Linked DNA regions of Homo sapiens: regions 1 and 3 are each linked to region 2. The links are chromatin loops, found by intact Hi-C in ENCODE. Cell type or tissue: gastrocnemius medialis. All regions are shown on one strand.

Evidence for each region. A loop is a pair of places that touch in the nucleus more often than their neighbours do. Peaks named below come from ENCODE experiments on the same cell type or tissue, not always from the same donor. Only the 100,000 strongest peaks of a DNase experiment are listed, where the experiment ranks them.
Region 1: it touches region 2 in a loop (2.8-fold over the local background); 18 of 110 quality-filtered maps call a loop at or near these places.
Region 3: a loop joins it to region 2, with 2.3 times the contacts of the local background. A loop is called at or near these places in 4 of 110 quality-filtered maps.

What each region holds. Positions count from the first base shown.
Region 1 is chr1:214,541,301-214,543,800 of GRCh38, forward strand. The region is part of intron 1 of PTPN14 (protein tyrosine phosphatase non-receptor type 14); the gene reads right to left. Among named protein-coding and RNA genes, the nearest start is that of PTPN14, 9.1 kb to the right of the region's middle. In gastrocnemius medialis, no CTCF peak of the experiment used is centred here; a DNase peak (open chromatin) is centred at 1,131; H3K27ac peaks cover 2,500 bases.
Region 2 is chr1:214,438,318-214,440,817 of GRCh38, forward strand. The region is part of intron 3 of PTPN14 (protein tyrosine phosphatase non-receptor type 14); the gene reads right to left. Among named protein-coding and RNA genes, the nearest start is that of PTPN14, 110 kb to the right of the region's middle. RefSeq lists enhancers at 831-1,802, 1,117-1,456. In gastrocnemius medialis, no CTCF peak of the experiment used is centred here; a DNase peak (open chromatin) is centred at 1,324; H3K4me3 peaks cover 603 bases; H3K27ac peaks cover 2,500 bases.
Region 3 is chr1:214,361,035-214,363,534 of GRCh38, forward strand. The region is part of intron 18 of PTPN14 (protein tyrosine phosphatase non-receptor type 14); the gene reads right to left. Among named protein-coding and RNA genes, the nearest start is that of SMYD2, 81 kb to the left of the region's middle. In gastrocnemius medialis, no CTCF peak of the experiment used is centred here; a DNase peak (open chromatin) is centred at 1,377; H3K4me3 peaks cover 526 bases; H3K27ac peaks cover 2,500 bases.

The DNA.
Region 1 (2,500 bases), 100 kb after region 2:
ACAAGGTTTCAACCCTGAGAAATGTTTGGAGAAGGTTCACAGGGAGCCAAGAGATGTTTAGGGGAGAGGCCAGACAAGGCTAGGAAGTTAGGTGTGATCAAGAGCTATGCAGAGCCCTGACTGTGTTCACACCTGATCTCACCTGCCCTTCCCTCCCACATCCCTGAGTATGAGAGATTGAGAGTTGAGGGGTTAGTTTCTTGATCTTGTCCAAATTTAGTGAAATGTGGAAGTCAACCAGGCCAATGACGGAATTAAATGTAAACTCCAAGAGGGCTTTCGCAGGCCACAGGGTTCCAGTGACTTGGGTAACAGATGTTATTCTTAGCTCATCTGTTACGTGATGGTGATTTACCTGTCCATTTCCTACCCAAAAGCCCATCAGAAAGCATTATTTAGAGAAAACCACTTTACATTGTTGTTAAACTCCTGATTGCTGCTCTTAAGAATATATACATATGTATTCATGGGAATATTTTTTCTCAATATTTGTATGATTCGCTTATTGTATTGTGCTGAGTGAGCTCCTGTGTGCTTCAGACAAAAATAAATGAGACTTTCTGTTTACATTTTTAAAAAAGAGCTGTGCAGAGCCTTGAGTGCTCTGCTAGAGAGTGTGTACTTTAATCATAAGCAGTTTTTAAATGAAATATTTTAGAAGGGAGAATGTAATAAACACACGTTTCCATCACTCAGCTTAGGAAACAAAACAGTATCACATGTCTGTCCTCACCTCCACCCCTGCTCACCATACCCTGTCTTTTGTGTTTATCCTTCTGGTATTTCCTTATACTTTTACTACACACACACACATATATATGTATGTATGTTATATGTACACACACATATAGTATGTATGTTATATGTACACACACATATAGTATGCATGTATATATGTAGTAAAGGTATAAAGAAAATGTGTATGTGTGTGCCTGTGTATATGTGTAAACAATATATGGTGGCAAGAAAGATTTTAAGCAGGAGAGCGAAAATATCAGACATACCTTAGAAAAGACTCTAGCATAGAAGGGAGACTGGTGCCCGCACCAAGAGAGGGGACAGCATACACAAAGTGGTGCCACAACAGGTGTCTGTCATAATGACGCGGGGGGGCAGCCTCAGCCTCACAGGGCATTCTTGGGCAAGGGGAAGGCAGACCTGCATGGACAGTTACAGGCAGGGACATGGGGGAGTGAAGCAGTGGCAGTTCCCAGGCAGCTGACAGGCCAGTGAGGGGGTGAGGTAGGTTAACCAGGACACAGGGCACAGTGAGGTCAATGCCAAGGCCAGAATGGCAAGAGGGCCTGACCCAGAGAGAGATTAGGGAAGGCTGCCCAGAGAAAGTGGTATTGAAGGAGGGCTTGGAGGGATGGTTTTGATAGGCAATGATGAGTGTTAGGATTTTTAGGCAAGGAAACAGCACAACATTAGGTGGAAAATGACTGGGCCTGTTCAGGAAACACCTGCAGTTTGGCATAACCCTGAGGAATAGTGGGACATAAATCTGAAGAAATCAGACGCCCACGTGGGAATCATTTGTGGAGAACCTTAAACATCAAGCTGAAGTATATACGTAATTCATGACAAATTCACTTTCATGACCATGAAATCTGCCTTAATCCCGTTGACTTAGGAGCTAAAATAACGGTGAGAGCCAAGCTTGTGATTTGGGGGGGAATATCAATGATATCACTGCTGCTTATTATAGTTCCATAAGTAGAACAGGCTGTCTTGGATATGCGTGAGCTGGCAAATCTGCCTTGACATGGTGTCATAGGGTCTCTCCAACTTTCTCTCACTGTAAAAACTAGTAACTTTGAGTTTGAATAATGGGGTATTCTGCCTTTTTCTCTTTTCTATATGATACAAAAGACAATAATGCATAGGACGGAAACTAAGCATATTCTAATCGGTAAATCCAAACCTGAAAGGTTTATATCTTAACCCTGAGATGTTCCTCCTTCCTAACCCTTCAGTGATATTTATTCTCCCATGATCTACAACATTTCCTAGACTTGAAAATGAGAGGAAAAATTACCATGTTTTTTAAGTATCCAAGTATAGCAAAATATTAAGAACCATAGTATGAGTAACTTCAGAAAATAGCTTAAAAATGGAATTTGTCTCCTCAAATGAACAAAGATAATAAGATATGTATAATACATACTGATATCTGTTTAATTTTTAAAAATTACATATAGTCATTAACAAGATGTAATTTTCCCAGAGCATAGTAATTATTTATCAAAGAATAAATAATAAATCACAAACTAGGCTGAGCTCTTATCCCTCAGGTCAGCATTTCAGAAATGCATTCATTCACTGATTCTATAACACGTTTTTTTTTTTTAGATGGAGTCTCGCTCTGTCTCCCAGGCTGGTGTGCAGTGGTGCCATCTCAGCTCACTGCAACCTCCGCCTCCTGGGTTCAAGTGATTCTCCTGAGTAGCTGGGACTACAGGTGCACGCCACCATGCCCAGCTAATTTTTGTACTTTTAG
Region 2 (2,500 bases):
CACTCGGCACAGGACAAAGCACCAGGCCGCGTCCTCTGCAGCAGATCTGCTCCCTCATATGGGACTGGAATGAGGGTGGGGAACCTCCCTGGGAATACATGTCTATGATAATAACACAAAATGTTTGCTTAAATTATTGTTTGCAATTCCACTTTTGGGAATTGCCTGAGGGAATTAGGGACAAATTTGAAGTTATCTTCAATAATATCAAATCATTTGTTTTGAGGGAGTAATTCTGAATTTTGGAAATCGCCAGTCAGTACAAAATTTGTACTCAGTAGAGTTTCTAGTAGGGTATGGTTTACAGTGATTTGGGTTTTACTAATCATTAATAATGTACGAAGCCTCACAGTGGCATTGTAATGTCTCAACCTGACTAGGCTGCACTCCATTTCCCAGAATGTTCTTCCCCTATGTTTCTGGTTAGTGTGGGTCACAGAGAATCTTCTGCCAGGTGACTGATACCAGCACAGCTCTCTGAGGGATGCAGCAGTTTCCTGCTACCTTCTAGTATATCTTTTCATTTAAAAAAAACAAATATTATTTGAAGACCTACTATATGCTAAGCACAATGGCAAATGCTTTCTGAACTCATCCTTACAATAGCTATGCTAGCATCATCTCCTGATTCTAAACACAAGAACTTAATTTTGGGGAGTTTACAGAGCCTGACCAAGAAACAAACACCAGAGAGTGAGGTCTTCAAGTCTGTTCTCCTTCTTTTTCCTTTTTTTCCCCCTACTTCCCACATTAATGTATGTTCTCCTTTGTAGTGTTTTTTTTATTGTTTTATTTCCAGCTATTATTTTCCTTGAAGATTAAACCAAAAAATACTAGTTCTTTGCTGATTCCAACAATCATTCAAAACATACAGAGCTCTAGCAGATACATAACTTGCTTCAAATTTTCCATCAGTATCCTCATCAGTAGCTATCTTTTCACAGTTGGCCATTTTATTTCAAGGATCCAAATTACCGACCTTTTTCATGTTTTCCTTAGTTAGACCTATGGGTTTCTCACATTAGTCACTGTCATAAACATCTATCTTTTCTACCTTCTTCAAAACATTTATGCTGGTCAAAAGCATTTGCTTCCAACATTGCTTCATCTCTGTGATTTTCTACTAAAGGACCATGTGTCTAACTCGCATTTCAGTTAAACTTACGTCAAAGTTGCTGGGATTTGCTCTGAATAACGGTAACTCATTTTTATGCTGGCAGCAAACGTCAGGCGAAATGTCTACTCACTCTCCCCAGCTGCAAGCACAAGATTGACGAGCTGACCTTGAGAGTTAGGAGGCTGTAAACCGAAACATGTTGCAACATGTCCCGCTATGATTACGCCTCCTCTGCTTTTACAAAGTACACCAGAAAGCAGTATCATTATTTGAGTCACACCTGGTAACTTGACACCTGCTGACACCTTTCTACTGTTTACTTGCAATGTCTCAATTTTCCACCCTTCTAAAGGACTCAGTGTCATCTGAAAGCTTGGCACTTTCACTATGTGCCCAGGGCTGGAGATCACTGATAAAGACGTTAAATAAAACCCATTTTAGTTCCACTCTCTACATAATGCTCGCTATTTAAAGGACTCACTCAAAGAAGTGCCTGTTTCCCTCTACCCTTTGTTTCTTCTGTCTGAACTACTTCCTTCTCTTTGACAAAACTCATCCCTTCCAATTCCACAGTGTGTCTTAGCTGTTACAGCTAAGGGGAGGGGAGGGGAGGATTGGCAAAGACTTTTTGAACGTTTAAATAAATCCTATCTATGGGCTCTCCCATGTCAGCATGCTTGGTTCACCTAAAACCATTCCAGAACCACCTTAAGAGCCAGGCTTGTCACTAAACAGCTGTGTGACTATGGGCAGAGTCCCTTTATCTGTCTGTTTCTCAGTTTCTTCATCTGTAAAACAAAGCAACTGGTCTCTGTGATTTATTGATATGTGGGGTCTCATATTTAGATATAAAACTCTATCATTCTGGTCTGTCTTGATATAAGGCAAAGGGCTCTTTCTCAAATAGGCTGTGTTTGTTTAAGATTTGAATGATGTCTTTATTGGCCTATAAGACGCTTGGTACTCTTTCTATGCATGAACCTTTTATGGGTAATCAGAGATGAGACAGATATTGTGAGCAATAAAGAGAGGAAATCTGAATAATTTGAGCCATGGCTCTGCAGTAGAAAGTTGACAGGGACATATAATCTAGCCCTCCGGAGTGATCTTTACACAGAAATAAAGTTTTCAAATGAGCACTTAGGGAAGTTATACTCTCACACTCAGCTCAACCACCTACAGTCTCTTATAGGCAGCTAAAGTGTTAATACAGCTGGACACTGAATGACATAAAATCAACTGGGTCAATGAAGAGATATGGGCTGACCCAAGTACTGAGATGCACTTCAAGTTATACAGAAAGTGCAAGTATCGGCAGTCAGGACCTAAATACCTACAAGGCCAGACAGGTCACAAGAATGTGTAAATGCTGCTGACTATTAA
Region 3 (2,500 bases), 77 kb before region 2:
TGATTGTAAGTTTCCTGAGGCCTCCCAGCCATGCTTCCTGTACAGCCTGCAGAATTATGAGTCAACTAAACCTCTTTCCTTCATAAATTACCCAGTCTCAGGTAGTTCTTTATAGCAGTGTGAGAATGGACTAACACAGATACTAACAGGACTTAGCTCACAGTGTCACTGCAAAGGCTACTTGTGTTAATACTATCAGGCTCTTAGAATAGTGCGTATACATGGTAAACACTAGACACAAGTTAGCTGTTACGATATTATTTTCAATGTTGTCACCATCACCACCTCCTCCACCACCACATCCTCCTCCTCCTCCTCTACCATCATCCCCATCTCAATTACCTGTAGGACTGAGCCTAAATGACAGTATATTGTCTGATATGTTCAAGTCTGGGGATATGACAAAGAAAGTTCTCCTGGTCTTCAATGAAAGGGTCCCAGCTGGCTTAAAGATTCATTCACTCCCACAGGCTCTGCTCTTAACTGCCCCCAAGCCAAGGAAGCACAAAGCAGTTGACAATTGCTCAATCTTGTCTAGAAGACATTTTCTCCTCCTCACTTTATGAAGGAGGTATAACTTACTCAGAAAAGCAGCAAGATCAAGACATCTGCCCTTTGGCTACTGAGATCCTGACCTTTTGTAATTAGCTGTAGCTGGAACAGACAGCTACATCCAAGGGACTGAGTGTCCTGCAGACCATAAAACGAGTGCTTTCTGAAAAACTCTATGCACCTTAAAAAGTCTCAGCTAACACTCAGTGACCAAAAGCACTGGGCCACAGGGAGGCTTCCCAGAGCAGCCTGGGACAGCTGTCCCCACTCCCCACTGCACAGCTACCAACCTCATTGTAAGTGTCTGTGTTTCATTGTTTCTGCTCAACTTTTCTGTGTTTAGAATGAGACTGAGAGGGACAAGTCCAGGAAAAAGAAAGGCCATTTCATTGACAGAATTAAAACTGCATGAATTACAGACTAAAATATAAAGTATGCTAAATCCAGAAGCTGTGGAAAGAAGGCAGGGGAGTTTGGACAGGAGAAAAATGGTCCCACAATTTAATATATATTTGTTAAAATCTTTGCTTGAAACACAAAATAAACTAAACATGGTCTACTCTTCTCCTGAAATAGGGGCTTGGATCTTACTAGCCAGGCCTGAACAGTACCAGAACAAAAGGAGAGCATTTCTCCCCGCTAACCATCTACCAATAGCAACCATGGGAAATAGGACAGATAAGACTGGCTATATTTGTGCTAGGGGAAGAGAAGTGAAAAATATGAGTCATCTTGCTATCTTTGAATATCAATGGGAACAGAAGTTCTTTTTGGGTTGACCACGTCCCAGCAAAGAATGTTCTGGCATGCAGTTGGGCACTGAGGAAATCCGCTATGTTTGGACACACCATAGAGCATTTAACCACCCTGAGCCTTCACCAAGTCCACAGGAGGCCACACTGGCCGAATCCCTTACTCCAAACTGTTCCGGATTTGATATGCTTGTCTGTGCTCTGCCAGACCAGTAACATCTGGTGTTCAGTGAGCCCCCATGTCATTGCCTCACTGAGGCTCAGCCTTTGATGGGTCTCCAAAGAGCTCAGAACAGAATAGTCTTTCGTGTCAGACAAGACAGAATGGCTTCTTGAGTTGAAAAGGGGAAGTAGGGAGCGGAGCACAGGGAATGGGGAAAGAAGTGGAGTGGCCAGGCTTACGCCTGTAATCCCATCAACTCAGGAGACCGAGGTGGAAGGACTACTTGAGCCTAGGAGTTTGAGGCCAGCCTGGGCAACATAGCAAAACCCTGTCTCAAAAAAAAGAAAAAAAGAAAAGAAAACAAGGGGGGAATTTGGTGACAAAAGTGATATGAAGGGAAGGAAAGGACGATTAGGTGGGGAAGGTGATGATGAGGCCCTCAAGCCATGCACACACTGATTCTACCTCATCTTATTTTGTCTTCCTAGCAATGGATGGATTGAGACTCAGTGGCAGGTTACTCATTGTTCTAGAGATTTCTAGAGACCTCTAGTAGTGATGGGAATAGAGAGGCAAACAATAAAAAAATCCTATGTGGGGCAAAATGGTAAAAACTCAGAGGGCAATGACATTTCTGTTATGTAGTCTCAACTGATTCCATGATGAACATTTCGCTCAAGCTTTGTTTTATGTTTTTCTAACATTGGGCTACAGTTGGGATTGCCCCTTTTCCAATTTTTAGCAGCACAAACATTCATTCCCATGGACAGACTGGAAGATTCTCAAAATTATCTTTTCATGGGCAGAGAGTTTAATGTCTAAGCTTAGCATTCGTTGTTTTCCTGGATGATTCAATATGACAAACTTCATGTAGCAATATTTAATCTGATTTTCAAACGATTCATGCTATTGAATAAATAGGTATATTATCATATAAATTCCTCCACAGAGTTGCAACAAATCATTCTGTAATTTAAAAACTACCAAACCACAAGTTTCCTTTAATTTTTCAAGCCATATAATTTGAAAACTG